Linked DNA regions of Homo sapiens: region 2 is linked to region 1. Evidence: read pairs that join two places in POLR2A ChIA-PET (ENCODE). Cell type or tissue: PC-9. All regions are shown on one strand. Each heading gives the region's core, and the rest is flanking DNA. Links, peaks and the distances in the headings are about the cores only.

Region 1 (8,593 bases), core at 179-8,178:
TCTCCTTTATCAGTTAAATTGTAGAGCTATTCCTAGCAATTGACAGTCCACTTACAAGCTCACAGCAGAAAGTTGGTGAAACACTGCAATAAATTTGTTCATCTTTTTCCCATTAACTTTTCCCCTTATTATTTATCCTGTAATCATCATTTGACTAGAAGCAACTGGTGCATATTTCCAGGTCAGGTGATTTGTAAGATCCACTCTATTCCCTCCTCCTGGGCACTTTATTCTTCTAATGACACCACACAAATGCCAGAACAACCAATCCTATGATATGGTCTGGCTGTGTCCCCACCCAAATCTCATCCTGAATTTTAACTCCCACAATTCCCACGTGTCATGGGAGGAACCTAGTGGGGGGTGATTGAATTATGGCGGTGGGTCTTTCCTGCACTGTTCTCATGATTGTGAATGAGTCTCATGAGATCTGATGGTTACTATTGGGGGAGTTTTCCTGCACAAGCTCTCTTTTTGCCTGCTGCCATCCATGTAAGTCGTGACTTGCTCCTCCTTCCCTTCCATCATGATTGTGAGGCCTCCCCAGCCATGTGGAAGTTTAAGTTCATTAAACCTCTTTTTCTTCCCAGTCTCAAGTATGTCTTTATCAGCAGCGTGAAAACAAACTAATACACCTATCTATGCATTACACTTTTGGAAAACAAAAATGTAGCAATTCTCAAATCATGATGCCACTGGGCTTGCAATCTCACAACAAAGCAGTGTCACCAACCAATACCAACTGTGGTGAGAAACCACCCACTTAACCCATGATCAGAACATCCTGAGGAAATGTAGCCACTTCCCTAAAAGAGCCTTCCGCTGGCCCTGACCTAGTCCCAGATGCTCTGAACTTCAGTATCCACTGCTGTAGAATGGGAATAATACTTCTTGTTTAAGGTGGTTGCTGGAATTCAAGGAAAACACTCATGAAACTAAAAATGACAACAATTAACATTTATTAAATACTATTAAGAAATATACTACACAGTATATAAATGGTATTTATTATAATCTGTGAAATACATTTATAGGGATTATCCTATTTCTTAATCAGCAGTAAAAATTAAAAGCTAGTCACCATACTAGAACAAAGAGTGAAAACACTCAGGCACAGTGGCTCACGCCTGTAATCCCAGCACTGTGGGAAGCCAAGGCAAGAGGATCACTTGAGACCAGGTGTTCTAGACCAGCCTAGGCAACATGGTAAAACCCCATCTTTACAAAAAATACAAAAATTAGCTAGGCATGGTGGTGTGTGCCTGTAGTCCCAGCTACTTGGGAGGCTGAGGCAGGAGGATCACCCGAGCCCAGGAGGTCAAGGCTGCAATAAGCCATGATTGCGCCACGGCACTCCAGCCTGGGTGACAGAGCAAGACCCTGTCTCAAAAAAACTAACAAACAGGGCCAGGCACAGTGACTCATGCCTGTAATCCCAGCACTTTGGGAGGCCAAGGCAGGTGGATCACCTGAGGTCAGGAGTTCAAGACCAGCCTGGCCAACAAGGTGAAACCCTGTCTCTACTAAAAATACAAAAATTAGCTGGGTGTGGTGGCAGGCGCCTATAGTCCCAGCTACTTGGGAGGTTGAGACAGAAGAATTGCTTGAACCCAGGAGGCGGAGGTTGCAGTAAGCTGAGATCGTGACACTGCACTCCACTTACACACACGGAGCAAGACACCATCTCAAAAAAAAAAAACTTAAGGATGAAAACTTCCAAAGCTAAAAAACCTGACATTCACAAATGTGAAATCAACACATAATCAGAAAATTTTCCACAAATGCTGTCTGATTCCACTTACATAAGGTACCTACAGTCATCAAACTTTATAGAGACAGACAGTAGAATGGTGCTGCCAGGGAATGGAGAGTTAACTATTTTAATTAACTTTTAATTGTTTAATGAATATATAGTTTCAGTTTCACAAAATGAAAAGAGTTCTGGAAATGGATGGTGGTGATGGTTACACAACAATGTGAATCCACCAGCAGCAATTAATACCACTTAAAAATGGTTAGGATGATAAACTTTATGTTATATGTATATTGAACAAAGTTTTAAAAGAAAACTTTTCAACCTATAATTTATATCCAGCTAAAGTACGAATCAAGTGTTAGGGTAGAAAAAAGTAATTTCCTCACACACAAAGCTCAAAAAAAATGTATGTCCTAAACACTTGTTCTTAGAAAGCTACTGGTGAGGGCCAGGTGCAGTGATTCATGCCTGTAATCTCAGCACTCTGGGAGGCCAAGGTGGGCGAATCGCTTGAGGCCAGGAGTTCGAGACCAGCCTGGGCAACTAGCAAAACCCCGTCTCTACAAAAAAAAACAAAAATTAACCAGGTGCGGTGGCATGCGCCTGTAGTCCCAGCTACTCGGGTGGCTGTGGCGGGTGGATCGCTTGAGCCAGGGAGGCAGAGACTGCAGTGGGCCAAGATGGCAACACAGCACTCCAGCCTGGGCAATGGCGAAACTCTGTCTCAAAAAAAAATAAAACTATACCAACAAAATAAGGTAAAACAAGATGAACGAAAGTATGCCAACAAAATAGAACACTAAACTAAAAGTGAGAAAAACAGGGACTGGGCATTGAATACAGAAGAAATAAAGGGACGTTCCCAGGACGATAGTGATGCAGCAGATTGAGGCAGGAAAAGGGAGGGCTCTGAGAGGGAGGTTTGGGGTGCAAGCTGTGGGGAAGATTACATGGGAAGGAGGGATGTGACTACAGGCAGGAGTGAACCCATGAAATGAGAGAGTGTACAGACTGCTGTCTCAGTGAGGCTGAAGAATGATTACGGTTTGCATACATTAGGAAATACACTAGAAGAGCTGGCGGCTGTGTTCAGAGAGATTTCAATGAGTGGCTTTGAACATAAAGCAGCTCATGATAAGACAAAGTTCCAATTTGGGATCTCAGAAACTTTTTTAAAAAATGTATTCCTCCATGCATTCCATGAAGAATTTGTGGTTTGCAAAACATGCTCGCTGTTCCTCTGGGTAGGAATGCTGAGAAATTTTGAAGTAGAGAAGAATGAACGGAGCTCTCATCATCTGACTTCATTTTTCTCAGGAAAATAAGAGCTGAGGTCATCTCCTGGGAGCAGGAGCAGGGGGAGCATGGGTGGTGTGGGGTCCTTGAGGAATAAACAATGCTTGGAACAGGCCAGTTAAGAACACAAACCAACCAACCAAAGAAGCATACAAGGATTGTGAGGGCAGCTGAAGGCCCACTGAGGCCAGAACAGCACCGGCTGCGAATGAACCCAAATGGCATGCTGGGTCCAAGGTTGGCCCAGGAGGGCTCAGCAAAGATGTTCTCACATCTGCCTGATGCTCATTTCTGCCAACTAAAAAATCCTGTAAAAGTGCATGTATACACAAGGAGACACATTCAAGAATAATCAGGGTAGAACTGTTTGTAAGGAAAAAAGTGGAAATAATCTAATACTGTCAGCAGAGAAACAGATAAACTGTCGCTGATTCATGCAGAAGTGAAGACTATTCACAGCTAAAATGAATGAACAGCCAATATCAGCATGGATAGATATCAGAACTACAAAGGTGGGGAAACGAGCCAGCACAAAGGATAGACATGCTATGAAGTCATATGTCCTTTATGTAAATTTATTTATTTATTTATTTATTTATTTAGAGATAGGGTCTCACTCTGTCGCCCAGGCTGGAGTGCAGTGGCACAAGCTCAGCTCACTGCAATCTCCACCTCCCGGGTTCAAGCAATTCTCCTGCCTCAGCCTCCCAAGTAGCTGAAATTACAGGTATGCACCACCATGCCTGGCTAAATTTTGTATTTTTTGGTAGAGACAAGGTTTCACCATGTTGGCCAGGCTGGTCTCAAACTCCTGATGACAGGTGATCTGCCTGCCTTGGCCTCCCAAAGTGCTGGAATTACAGGTGTGAGCCACTGCGCCAGGCCATTTATATACATTTTAAACACACGCATGAACACATATACAGTAAAAGAACAAAAACATGCTAAGGCAGGATACCCACCACTTCACAGAGTGGAGGGCAAAGGACTGGGAGGACAGACTTCAGCTATATAGTTTACTTAGTTAAACATCTAAGTAGGGAGTCCATTATCAATGTTTAAAATAGTCATTATTAACTCTTTAAAATTTTAACAGAATTCTATGTAAGTTAGAGAAATGAGAGGAAATGGCTGAAAGAGCACTAGACTTAGAGTCAGGAGAACTCGGCTGTAGTCCCAGCTTCTCCACTGACCACTCGGCCTTGGGCAATCATCAGCTTCTCCAAGGTCCTGTTTCTTCATCTGTTAAATGAGGGTAATGATTTTGTCCAGGCCAACATTCAGACTTTCAGATTCCTGCCAAGGAATCTAACCCAAAGTTCTCCGCCACGCATTTACAAACACTGGATTACAAGAAACAATATTCATAGAGGAATGCCTGAAACAGAGTCCACCCATTCCTGGATGTTGTCTTTGGATCCTGTCCAGCTGCCAGGGAGCCATGAACCTGAACTGCATTGTTCTACCCCTTCAGAGAACTGCTTTTATTAAAATGTATTTCAGTGTGATCCCACAAGCCTTACTATGCAGGATATGATAGGAAAAAGTCAAGAGAAACCTACCATTGTACTCTTTCTACAGGAGTTCGGGAGTACACAGCCCATAAACCAGTGTTCCTTTTATGAGAACATGCTATGGAAAATTCTCTCAGGTCTCAGTACCAAGAAAAACTGTGATCCTAGGCATCTATTCTTTTAATTTAATGAACATGTTATTTTTATAAACAAGGTTTCCCTCCCTTTTTTGGCTGCTACAGCCGATCTCTAGCAACTACAAATGACTTTATAGAAAATAAGTTGCTTTACCACTGTCTACATCCACCTATCCCTATTTTTCCTTCATTCCAATGTCCTCATCTATTTTTTCTTCTATAGAATTTTATGTTTCTCTATAAAGTGCTTCAAACTTTTCCCTGGAATAAGAGAGGATATAAATAAATTAAGTCACAGACTTTCTGTAAGGACAAGATGATTATCTCATTTAGTATGTAGCATGTTGAAATTACAAAATTGTAATGAAATTTTGTAATGAAATTACAAAAATGTAAATTTTTTCTAGGTTTTTTTTTTTTTTTTTTTTGGAGATTTGGAGACAGGGTCTCACTCTGTCACCCAGGCTGGAGTACAGTGCACAATTTCAACTCACTGCCACCTTTGCCTCCTGGACTCAAGCCATCCTCCCACCTCAGCCTCTTGAGTACCTGGGACAATAGGCACACACCACCTGCCCAGCTAATTTCTGAATTTTTTTTTTTTTTTTTTTTTGATAGAGACAGGATCTTGCCATGTTGCCCAGGCTGGTCTCAAACTCCCAGGCTTAAGTGACCCATGCACTTTGGCCTCCAAAGTGCTAGGATTACAGGTGTGAACCACCCTTCCTGGGCCACAAATGTAAATTGTTATTCATTGGTGAGAAAGAAAAAATTGGTAGTAGAAAATGGAAATTTGGCCAGGTGCAGTGGCTCACGCCTGTAATCCCAGCACTTTGGGAGGCCAAGGCAGGCAGATCACAAGGTCAGGAGTTCAAGACCAGCCTGGCCAATATGGTGAAACCCTGTCTCTACTAAAAATAAAAAAAAAAAAATTAGCCAGGGGTGGTGGCGGGCGCCTGTAGTCCCAGCTACTCTGGAGGCTGAGGCAGGAGAATCACTTGAACCCAGGAGGCGGAGGTTGCAGTGAGCCAAGATCATGCCACTGCACACCACCTAGGCAACAGAGAGAGACTTCATCTCAAAAAAAAAAAAAAGAAAAGAAAATGGAAATTTATGTGCTTTCAATAAATGAGATTATCTTAATATTTCTCAATGCCATATCACTTGAAGACAGCTAGATCCCAGCTGTAAGCTCTAGGAAGAGGCCTAATTTGTAGACAACATGCTAAAGCATCCCTACGGAAAACACAGGAATGACTTTGTGACCTACTATCATTTCTGCCAGATTTATGTCCCATCACTCTTGAACTAAACGTGTATCACCAATAGCCGGAGTCCCATAGAAAGCCTGAATCAACAGAGTCTTGCCTACAAGCAACAGATTAACAATGTTTCTAGGGTAGTATGGAACAGAGTAATGGAGAGAGAGAACGTAGTGAGGGCCATAATGAATTATTATTCATAATAAAAATATATTCCTAAGGACACTTTACATCAAAGAATATATTTGTAATGATTATACTCCTGGTGAATATACTTATTCTGCCTTCCCTCCATTCCCTCATTCTGCCCCTCAATCTCCTCTCTGGGAGAACAGCAGTCCAGGCTCTGCAGTGTATTTTTATCTACCTCTGCCCCAGCACACTCCCGTTCCAGCAATGCAAACACATGTTATTTTATAATGGCCGGATGCAGTGGCTCACACCTGCAATCCCAGCACTTTGGAGGCCACGGCAGGAGGATCCCCTGAGGCCAGGAGTTCAAGACCAGCCTGGGCAACATAGCAAAATGCCATTTCTAGAAAAAAAAATTGTTTTTAATTAGCAGGGCATGGTGGAGCATGCCTATAGTCCTAGCTGCTCAAGACGCTGAGGCAGGAGGACAGTTTGAGCCCAGGAGCTTAATTAGGGCTGCAGTGAGCTATGATCCTATGATCACATCCACTGCATTCCAGCCTGGGCACAGGAACAATGCCCTGTCTCAAAAAAAAAAAAAAAATCCATAAAATGCCAGCACATTAAAAAGAAAAAGTCCATCTTAAACATCACATGCATCTTCAAAAAGCTGTTAAAACCATCTTATCTTATACAAACTGTTTAAACTTTTAAAATAGAACTGAAAAGAAACAAATAATTAGGTCAGTCTGTCATTGGGTAACTTGGCTCGAGGTGAACTGGCCTTTTTCCCCAAAGAAGTAACTGAGTAACTAACAGATCACTCATCTCTGCTCCCTACTCCAGGAATAATCTCAGCCCTGCATCCCAGCCAAGCTGGCTGGAGCCTTGACTCCCATCGCCTAGCTCGTTAGACCCTTCCAGGCATTTTAAGCTGGAGTATACTACGGACATCCTTGCATCACTTAGAGGCTGTACATCCTGAATGTTTAGCTTGGCCAGCTAACAAGGAGAAACACACTCCTTAGACTCTCCACACTGAGCCTACCCTGGCCCTGTGAAACAGATTCTTCAGATTCCAGATTCTAGTCCTGTGAGAAGGGCTGTTTTGCTTGCTGTTTTATCTTTATTATGTAGCATAGTGTATGCCATATAGTTGCTACATAATAGATGTTTGAGAAAAGATTTTTAAAAAGAATAAATTAATAACTTGAGCAATGTTGTTGAAGAAAGTTTCTCTTTTTTTGAGACAGGGACTTGCTCTATTGCCCAGGCTGGAGTACAGTGGCACGATCTTACCTTACTGCAGCCTCAACCTCCCAGGCTCAAGTGATCCACCTCAGCCTCCTGAGTAGATGGGACTACAGGCGTGTGCCACCACGCCCAGCTAATTTCTTAATTTTTTTTGTAGTGACAAAAAAATAGGTCTCACAATGTTGCCCAGGCTGGTCTCGAGCTCCCGGACTCAAGTGATCCGACTGCTTTGGCCTCCCAAACGGCTACGATTAAAAGTGCGAGCCACCGCACCTGGCCAAGGACACCATTTCTATAACCTTCAGCTTCTCCGTGTAGGAAGCCCTTCTATTAAATTTTTTTCTTTTTCTTTTTTTTTAAAGAATTTAGTGCTAGAAAATACTTCATTTCCTTTGAGAAATGAAGAATGGGTGTCTGTTGTTGTTTTCTTTTCTAAAAATAAGAATCATATAATTAATGTTCCTTTTTCACTTTGGCTGCCCCAAAACACAGGGCTAACTTTGAGGTCTAACTCTAGTAACTGTGTAGACCCTCACTGTATTTGTTTTTCTCTGGCCTTTGTATTATGTTTTGTTTTTACTCTTGACTGACATATAATATCTGATCTTATATGTATTTGTTGTGATCATCTTAAATCCTTTGTGAATAAAAGAGAATGAATAAATTTAAAAACTAAATAAATAAAACAGCCAGGCATGGTAGCCCTAGCCTATAGGCCAGCTACTTGGGAGGCTGAGGCAGGAGGACTGCTTAAGCCCCAGAGTTCAAGGCCAGCCTGTGCAACATAGTGAGACCCCTGTCTCTACAACAAAAAAAAAAAAAAAAAGAAAGTACACCAAGGATTTATTTTTTACACACACACAAATAAAAACAGAAATAATACTAAAAATAATTTTTAACCTCGGGTCTTCATGAGTCACAGAATACAAAAAAGAAGTTGCAATTCCTTCCTTGGATATCTTCACTTGAATTGCTTCTCTTTCTTCCATTTTTGACATTTTTTTTTTCTCCCCAAATGACCGGAATTCTTAGCCATGGAAAACTGAATTGACTTCAAATATCTTCCTGGATGTATTTTAAGGTAAAAATGCCAATTTCTGCTTGTAATGTTTTTTTTTCCTTGGGTTTTCAAGAAGAACATGAAACTACTCTGGAAAAAACTGCTCTGAGGGAAAAAAAAAGGTTGGGGGGAATGGAGGAACTGTGAAATTTACAAAGTTGAACTAGTCCTTCTGAGCTGTG
Region 2 (8,593 bases), core at 383-8,382, 410 kb before region 1:
CGGCGCGGTGTCTCATGCCTATAATCCTAGCACTTTGGGAGGCCGAGGCAGGTGATGGCTTGAGCTCAGGAGTTCAAGACCAACCTGGGCAACATGGTGAGACCGCCTCTCTACAAAAAATACAAAAATTAGCTGGGCAGGGTGTCATGCACTTGTGGTCTCCGCTCCTCAGGAGGCTGAGGTGGGAGGGTGGCTTGAGCCTGGGAGGTTGAGGCTGCACTGAGGCATGTTCATGCCACTGCACTCCAGTCTGTGTGACAAAGCAAGACCCCGTCTCAACAACAACAACAAAAACAACAAACAAACAAACAAAAAACGAAATTAGAAAAAGAGTAAGTTAAACACAGAATAAAATGAAGACAGGAAATAATTAAGATTGGAGCAGAAACTTATGAAATAGAAAACAAAAATAGCAGGAAATCAATAAAGCCTAAAGCTGGTTCTTTGAGAAGATCAATAAAATTAATAAATCCCTAGGCCGGGCATGGTGGCTCACGCCTGTAATCCCAGCATTTTTGGAGGCCGAGGCGGGTGGATCACGAGGTCAGAAGGTGAGACCAACCTGGCTAACACAGTGTAACCCAGTCTCTACCAAAAATACAAAAAAATTAGCCGGGCGTGGTGGTGGGCGCCTGTAGTCCCACCTACTCAGGAGGCTGAGGCAGGAGAATGGCGTGAACCCAGGAGGCGGAGATTGCAGTGAGCTGAGATCGTGCCACTGCACTCCAGCCTGGGCGACAGAATGAGACTCTGTCTCAAAAATAAACAAAACAAAACAAAACAAAAAACAGGTTAAAAGACCGGTGTGGTGGCTCATGCCTGTAATTCCAGCACTTTGGAAGGCTGAGGTGGGCGGATCACGAGGTCAGGAGTTCGAGACCACCCTGACCAACATAGTGAAACCCCATCTCTACTAAAAATACAAAAAAAATTAGCTGGGCATGGTGGCACATGCCTGTAATCCCAGGTACTCAGGAGGCTGAGGCAGGAGGATCACTTGAACCCAGGAGGCAGAGGTTGCAGTGAGCCGAGATCGTGCCACTGCACTCCAGCCTGGGTGACAGAGCAAGACTCTGTCTTAAAATAAATAAATAAATAAATAAATAAATTAAATTAAATTAATAAACCTCTAGCCAGACTGAACAGAAAAAAAGTGAAAGGAAACACAAATTGCAAATATCAGGAATGAAGGAGATAACCTACAGATTCTACAGCTATTAAAATAATAATTAGAGAATATTATGAAAAACTTTTTAACAAAAAATTCAACATATATAAAATGGACAAACCCCTTGAAAAAAACCAAATTACCAAAAATTGTACAAGAAGAGCTGACCTGAGTAGTCCTATATCTATTTTTTAAAATTGAATTTGTAGTTTAAAACCTTCCTACAAGGAAAACTCCAAGCCCAGATGGCTTCAGTGGTGAATTATACCAAATGATTAAGGAGAAATAACAGCAGTTCTCTACCACCTCTTTCAGAAAATGGAAGCCAATGGAATACTTCCCAATTCATCCTAGGATAACAGCATTACCCTGATACCAAAACCTGACAAAGACATTCTTAGAAAACTACAGATCAGTAGTCTTCAGGAACACAGGTGCAAAAATTCTCAAGGAAATTTTAGCAAATCTAACCTAACAATATGTAAAAAGGACAATGCATTAAGACCAACCGGAGTTTATTTCAGGCATATAAGTCTTCATTTCAAAGCCCAATCAATATAATTCACTACATTAACATAAAATTAAACCATATGATTACCCCAACAGATCCACCAAAAGTGTTTGACAAAATCTAACATCCGTTCCTAATAAAAACTCAGCAAACTAGGTATAGGGGCCCTTTGTTTGTCTTTTTCTGGTTTCCAAGTCCTTGAAACAAAATCCAACTATGTCCAAATGCCATGAAGGTTTGTGTTGCTGCTGATGTCAGAGATAAACATTACTTTTAAGGACAGGACGGAGTGGAGTAGCAGAAGCATTTAGATGAGAAAAAAGACAAATTAACTTGTTTAATTCTTCTTAAGAGCCAAAATGCAGGTGTTTCTTGCACAATGTAGTATTCTTTTTCTTTTTACTTTCTTTTTTTTTTTCTTTTTTTTTGAGATGGAGTTTCGCTCTTGTCACCCAGGCTGGAGTGCAATGGCGGATCTCAGCTCACTTCTGCCTCCCGGGTTCAAGTGATTCTCCTACCTCAGCCTCCCGAGTAGCTGGTATTACAGGCATGCGCCACCATGCCCAGCTAATTTTTGTATTTTTACTAGGGACGGGGTTTCACCATGTTGGTCAGGATGATCTCAATCTCTTGACCTTGTGATCCGCCTGCCTCGGCCTCCCAAAGTGCTGGGATTACAGGCGTGAGCCACCGTGCCCGGCCTATTTTTCTGTAGTCCCATTTTCTTGCTTCAGAGTTATTCAGGAGTTAGCACGGTACTACAATTGCTATGCACAGAAGCTGAGGAACATTTGGTAGTGTTAAATACCTAACATTGACTTAAATCTGTACATAGGTAGTTCTAGATATACTATGCTTCTTTACTGCATCAACCAGATGGACATTAAATGGTAGAATTATGACTAATTTGTATAAAGCATTTTATATAGTATATATATTTTATTTATTTATTTATTTATTGAGACAGAGTCTCGCTGTGTTGCCCAGGCTGGAGTGCAGTGGTGCGATCTTGGCTCACTGCAAGCTCCGCTGCCCTGGTTCACACCATTCTCCTGCCTCAGCCTCCCAAGTAGCTGAGACTACAGGTGTCCGCTACCACGCCCGCCTAATTTTTTTGTATTTTTAGTAGAGATGGGGTTTCACTGTGTTAGCCAGGATGGTCTCGATCTCCTGACCTCGTGATCCGCCCGCCTTGGCCTCCCAAAGTGCTGGGATTACAGGCGTGAGCCACTGCGCCCGGCCTAGTATAATAATTTTTAAAATTAGCTTTAAATATTTTTGAGTTAAAATCTTGATATTTTAAAATGTTGCCTATTAATTAATTTTTTTTTTTTTTTTTTGAGACGGAGTCTCGCTCTGTCGCCCAGGCTGGAGTGCAGTGGCACGATCTCGGCTCAGTGCAAGCTCTGCCTCCTGGGTTCACGCCATTCTCCTGCCTCAGCCTCCAGAGTAGCTGGGACTACAGGCGCCCGCCACCACGCCCGGCTAATTTTTTTGTATTTTTAGTAGAGACGGGGTTTCACCGTGTTAGCCAGGTTGGTCTCGATCTCCTGACCTTGTGATCCACCCACCTCAGCCTCCCAAAGAGCTGGGATTACAGGCGTGAGCCACCACGCCTGGCCGCCTATTAATTTTTATAAGCAGTTTGCTTTTAATATTTTAGAAGAAAATAGCTCTTTGAATACATTTAAAACCAGTTTTAACTTTTTAAATTTTAATACTTTATTTATTTATTTATTGTTTGTTTGTTTGTTTGACAGAATGTCTCGCTCTGTTGCCCAGGCTAGAGTGCAGTGGAACAATCACAGCTCACTGCAGCCTCAAACTCCTGGGCTCAAGCCATCCTCCCACCTCAGCCTCCCAAGTAGCTAGGACTAGAGGCATGAGTCACCACACCCAGCTAATTTTTAAAAGATTTTTTTTTTGCAGAGACATGGTCTCACTATGTTGCCCAGGCTGATCTCAAACTCCTGACTTCAAGTGATCCTCCTGCTTCAGCCTCCCAAAGCGTTGGAGGTTACAGGCATCAGCTACTATGCGCAGGTTTTAATTTACTTTTGAATAAGTATGTGAAATTAAATAATTCAAACTTAAAGCTGTTGGAACTTTATTCTGAGCCTTGAGAGGTGTGTGGCTGTGCAGCCTGAGTCACATGGCATGCAGCTGCAACTTTTGCCTTGTTTTTCCTTTAGATAATTAAGAACAAACAGCACCAAAGACCCCCACAGATCATTACCCCTCCTTATAGAGTAATAAAGTATTCTTTCTTGGAATTTAGCAATCTGTAACCAATCAAATTGCTGTGGCATATGCACTAGTCTTGTATGAAAAGAGTCTTGCTCTGTCGCCCAGGCTGCAGGGCAGTGGCAGTCATAGCTCACTGCAGCCTCGAACCTGCCGGGCTCAGGTGATCCTCCCACCTCAGCCCTCTGAGTAGCTAGGACTACAGGCATGCACCACTGTGCCCAGCTAAATGTATTTTTTGTAGAGATGGAGTTTTGCCATGTTGCTCAGCCTGTTTTTGAACTGGGCTCAAGCAATCCTCCCATCTCAGCCTTCCAAAGTGCTGGGATTACAGGCGTGAGCCACCATGCCCGGCCAAAACCAACTAATATTAACAGTATTTTGTGTGTCTCTCTAAATATATCCTATGTGAATGTATGTATGTATTCTTTCTTTTGCCTTTATAAACAAATGATAGTATATTTTTCATAACGTTCTGCACTCTGATTTTCTTCTCAATGTATCTTGGCAGTCTTTCTCAGTATATAGTGACTTTTCTCATTTTTTTATCTTTATACCTCAATATCTGGCACATAGTAAGCAAATCATAAATGCTGAGTGAATGAAATATTAAATGAATAAAAAGGAAATTTTTGTGCTGCTATTGGAAATTAGCTCTCTATATATTTCAACATGTTACACATATACAATGATCTAAAAACTTGTCTTACTCTTTCCTATCCACTAGAGGGAGACATCAACCTGTTGTGGAAAAGAATGATCACTTAAAGTCTTTAGAAATTCTGAACCAACTCTCTAGCAGGTGATCCTTGTTAGAATTTGAGCCCTTAACGCTATCCAGGACTGGAGGTTGAAGGGACGATAGAGGGAGCAGGAGGAGAATGCACATGGATTAAGGAGCGAGAACACAGGTGAACTTCAGCTTTTTTGCTAACAGTCAGACAAACTACTGACCCTGACTCAGTGATGTGCTAGTAAACCAGCTCTTTAAAAAAAAAAAAAAAGCCCTAGATTGCTGATTTGTATGTAATGTTTATGAATTTCAGTAGAGAAAAAGACAATATTCAAACTGAGCCATGCACCCAAAACAAGAGAACAGCCAAGAAGTGTTCACTTCTATCAGTGCCCTGGGTTGTTTGAAAAAAGAAGCCGACCTGAGCACCTGTGAGCTCCCTTCTGGCGAGGAGAAATCTGGAGTGTAGTTATTCCACCATGGCCAAATTCAAGCCACTCGGGGTTTAATCACCGAATTGCAAATTCCTTGAACATTTAACAGTAGGCTCTCTTGGCTGGGCGCGGTGGCTCATGCCTGTAATCCCAGCAATTTGGGAGGCCATGGCAGGAGGATTACCTGAGGTCGGGAGTTGGAGACCAGCCTGGCCAACATAGTGAAACCCCATTTCTACTAAAAATACAAAAAATTAGCTGGGCGTGGTGGCAGGTGCCTGTGGTCCCAGCTACTCGGGAGGCTGAGGCAGGAGAATCGCTTGAACCCAGGAGGCGGAGGTTGCAGTGAGCCGAGATTGTGCCACTGCACTCCAGCCTGGGCGACAACAGTGAAACTCCATCTCAAAAAAACAAAACAACAATAACAACAACAGTAGGCTCTCTTGAGCCAGCCTGAGCAGGCTCTTGCATGCTGCTGAAGCTTGTCGGGTCTTAGTTACTTTTCCTGTAAAGTGGGGATGATAAATCTGCTCATTATGTAGATTCTATTACATAGAGGACACATAAGTTCTTTGAATGCTTAAAGCAATGTTTCCTAAACTTCTTTGGTCATGAAATCACCCAGTGGCTTGTGTAAAATAAACATTCCCAGGACCTGCCCTAGAGCACCTGGGTTAGAACATTTTGGGGGAGGGGGCTGGGAATCTGTATTTTAAATAAGCAACCCAGGTGAGGCCGGGCGCGGTGCCTCACACCTGTAATCCCAGCACTTTGGGAGGCCGAGGCGGGTGGATCACGAGATCAAGAGATTGAGACCATCCTGGCTAACACGGTGAAATTCCATCTCTACTAAAAATACAAAAAAATTAGCCGGGCATGGTGGCAGGAGCCTGTAGTCCCAGCTATTTGGGAGGCCGAGGCAGGAGAATGGCATGAACCCGGGAGACAGAGCTTGCAGTGAGCCGAGATTGCGCCACTGCACTCCAGCCTGGGCGACAGAGCGAGACTGTCTCAAAAAATAAATAAATAAATAAATAAATAAATAAATAAATAAATAAAAATAAAAAATAAAAAAGTGACCCAGGTGACTCTTATGACCCTGTGAAATGGGAGAAACACTGCTGCAAATTACTCTTATAATTGGGTCAGGTGTCAGGGGTCTTTCTCTAACTTCACAATTGGGCCTGCTTGAAGAGATGTGTGCAGAGTTCCACAACACACTCCAGGCAGGCATTTAATCCGTTCACTGTCTTCTCTACCCTCAGAGCCCAAACTTCCCAAAGAGGAAAACCTGCTCCTTGCCATCTCTTAGGCCAAGGCTTCTGTACACCTGGGAAGTCCTTCAATCTGAGGATCTCTGGGTTGTTTTCAAGCTACTATTTATTGAGAATTTACAAAGTGTCAGGCACGTTACAGCAATTTGTCATTTCTATGAAATAGCTTCTTGTGCTATTCCCATTTTACAGAGAAAAATCAAAGAAGTTGGGAAAATGTCGAAGGGCACACAACTAGGAAGTGTTTGTGCTGAAAACCCACCCTAGGCCCAAGCCTTGGAACTCCAAGCCTGGGTTCCATCCCTGCACTGGGCAATTCTGATCTATGTGCGCTAGTTTCCTTGTGTTCTCTGTTCTCTCCGTAGAAATCCTGGGCTCTCTTCTCCCAGCCACAAGGTTAGGTTGAAAAACAGAGCAGATGGAGGTAGTTTGTAGCCTACAGGTGCCCTGAATGAAGCTTCCACAGTGCTAAAGTGGAAGAACGAGGGACTCCAAGGGAAGGATTCAAGGCTGGGCCCATGCACCTGTGTAATTCAGAAGAGACCCCAGAGGAGATCAGCGCCCTCTAATTAGCCCTGGTAAGGAGCTCTGGGAGTTACTGTAACTCTCTCAGAAGAACCCAAACATGCGGGAACGTGACTTCTTACCTTCTGAAAGTCCACAAAATTCCTGATTGCCACCATTAATTTGTCACTTATCATTTGCAACAGGCATTGTAGGTTGTCTTATGCATTTGTCTTCTCCCTTCAGCTAGTGTATAAAGTCTTAGGGAGACCAGCAGTTCAGAGAGAATGGGCTTTGGTGTGAAACAGATCTGGTTTGAACCCTCTGCTACTTACTAGCTGTTGGGCAAGTTCCTTAAATTCTCTGAGTCTTAATCTTCTCATCTGTAAAATGGAGACATAAGGAGTACCCACCTCATTGGATTGTTTTAAGGATAAAATTAAATAGTGCAGGCAAAGGATTTACAAGCAACTGCTGAATGAATGGTAGTTATAGCCTCCTCCTCATCATCTGTGAGCAAACACCCTCATATTTCCTTGTGTCTCAGGTAGACACTTAAGGTATTGCAAGCATTAAGGGAGCATTGTCACAAAGAGATAAATGCATGAGGGCAAGATGCAGTCTCAAAGAAGAGTGTTTTATGAAAGAATAAATGTAATGCTGAGTGTCAGAAAAAAATTTTTTTTTTTAAAGATGAGGTATCTATCACCCAGGCTGAAGTGCAGTGGTGTGATCTTAGCTCACTGAAGCCTCAACCTCCCAGGCTCAAGTGATCCTCCAGCCTCAGCCTCCCGAGTAGCTGGGACTACAGGTGCCACCACACCTGGTTAATTGTTGTATTTTTTGTAGAGATGGGTTTTCGCCATGTTGTCCAGGCTGGTCTTGAACTCCTGGGCTCGAGCGATCCTCTCATCTTGGCCTCCCAAAGTGCTGGGATTGCAGGCATGAGCCACCACACCCAGCCTGTCAGAAAAATTTTAAGGTGAAAATAACTAAAGAAGTTGTTAAGAATTTTCTCCCTTGAGTGGTATTTTAGACTGAGATGAGGGAGGGTAGAGGTAGGATGAGAAGGAAGGGATGGGGTCCGGTTGAAAGGCCTGTGAGATAGTAGCAGTGCAATATGGCAGATGTTGACAGCCTCAGTGCTAGGAACACAGAAACTGAATCTCTTGCAAGGAGGCAGGTGTGCATCTGTATGGAAGTCAGATGACCTGTGTTCCTATGAGTGCAAATCTGGAAAACACCCTCAAGTTTCCTTGTCAGCAAATTGGTGATAAAATCAACATTGTAGGGTTGGTGTGAACATGCAGCATGATGTGGCCATGCAAGTTCTTTGTTAACTAGAAGCCAGTGTCATGCCAGGACAGCAGTCCTCCTAGTAAGCTGTGGCTGGTGGCGTGGTAGAATACGTGGAGCAGGCTGAGGAAGCACTTGACTTGACTATGAGCAGAACCATTAAGAAGCTAGTTAGCTAAACTGCCTGGACAGTAGAAAAATAATATGTGAGAATGTAAAAGGAAGAGAAACAATGTGAGGGGAGAGGAGAATGCAGAGATCCTGGCCCATGGAACAGCATTGGTGATCCTTAAGTAGCTGCATGAACTACTTGGAGAAGTTCATTTTCTGTTTATAATTCCCAGCAAAGGAGAGGACTGAATAAGAGAGAAGAAAACGATTCCTTTCTCTGGTTAGGTTCATCAGATCAAACGGTGACATATGTGAAAG

Evidence for each region. Peaks named below come from ENCODE experiments on the same cell type or tissue, not always from the same donor. Only the 100,000 strongest peaks of a DNase experiment are listed, where the experiment ranks them.
Region 2: POLR2A ChIA-PET joins it to region 1 with 10 read pairs; 2 of 35 experiments call an interaction of 5 or more read pairs at or near these places.

Annotation. Positions count from the first base shown.
Region 1 is chr14:63,892,314-63,900,906 of GRCh38, reverse strand. All of the region lies in intron 1 of SYNE2 (spectrin repeat containing nuclear envelope protein 2), which reads right to left. Among named protein-coding and RNA genes, the nearest start is that of SYNE2, 44 kb to the right of the region's middle. RefSeq lists an enhancer at 6,962-7,486. In PC-9, for the core only: no CTCF peak of the experiment used is centred there; a DNase peak (open chromatin) is centred at 4,336; H3K27ac peaks cover 1,009 bases.
Region 2 is chr14:64,299,717-64,308,309 of GRCh38, reverse strand. It overlaps a transcript of ESR2 not described here. Among named protein-coding and RNA genes, the nearest start is that of ESR2, 9.6 kb to the right of the region's middle. In PC-9, for the core only: a CTCF peak has its summit at 4,639 (motif pointing right); a DNase peak (open chromatin) is centred at 4,689.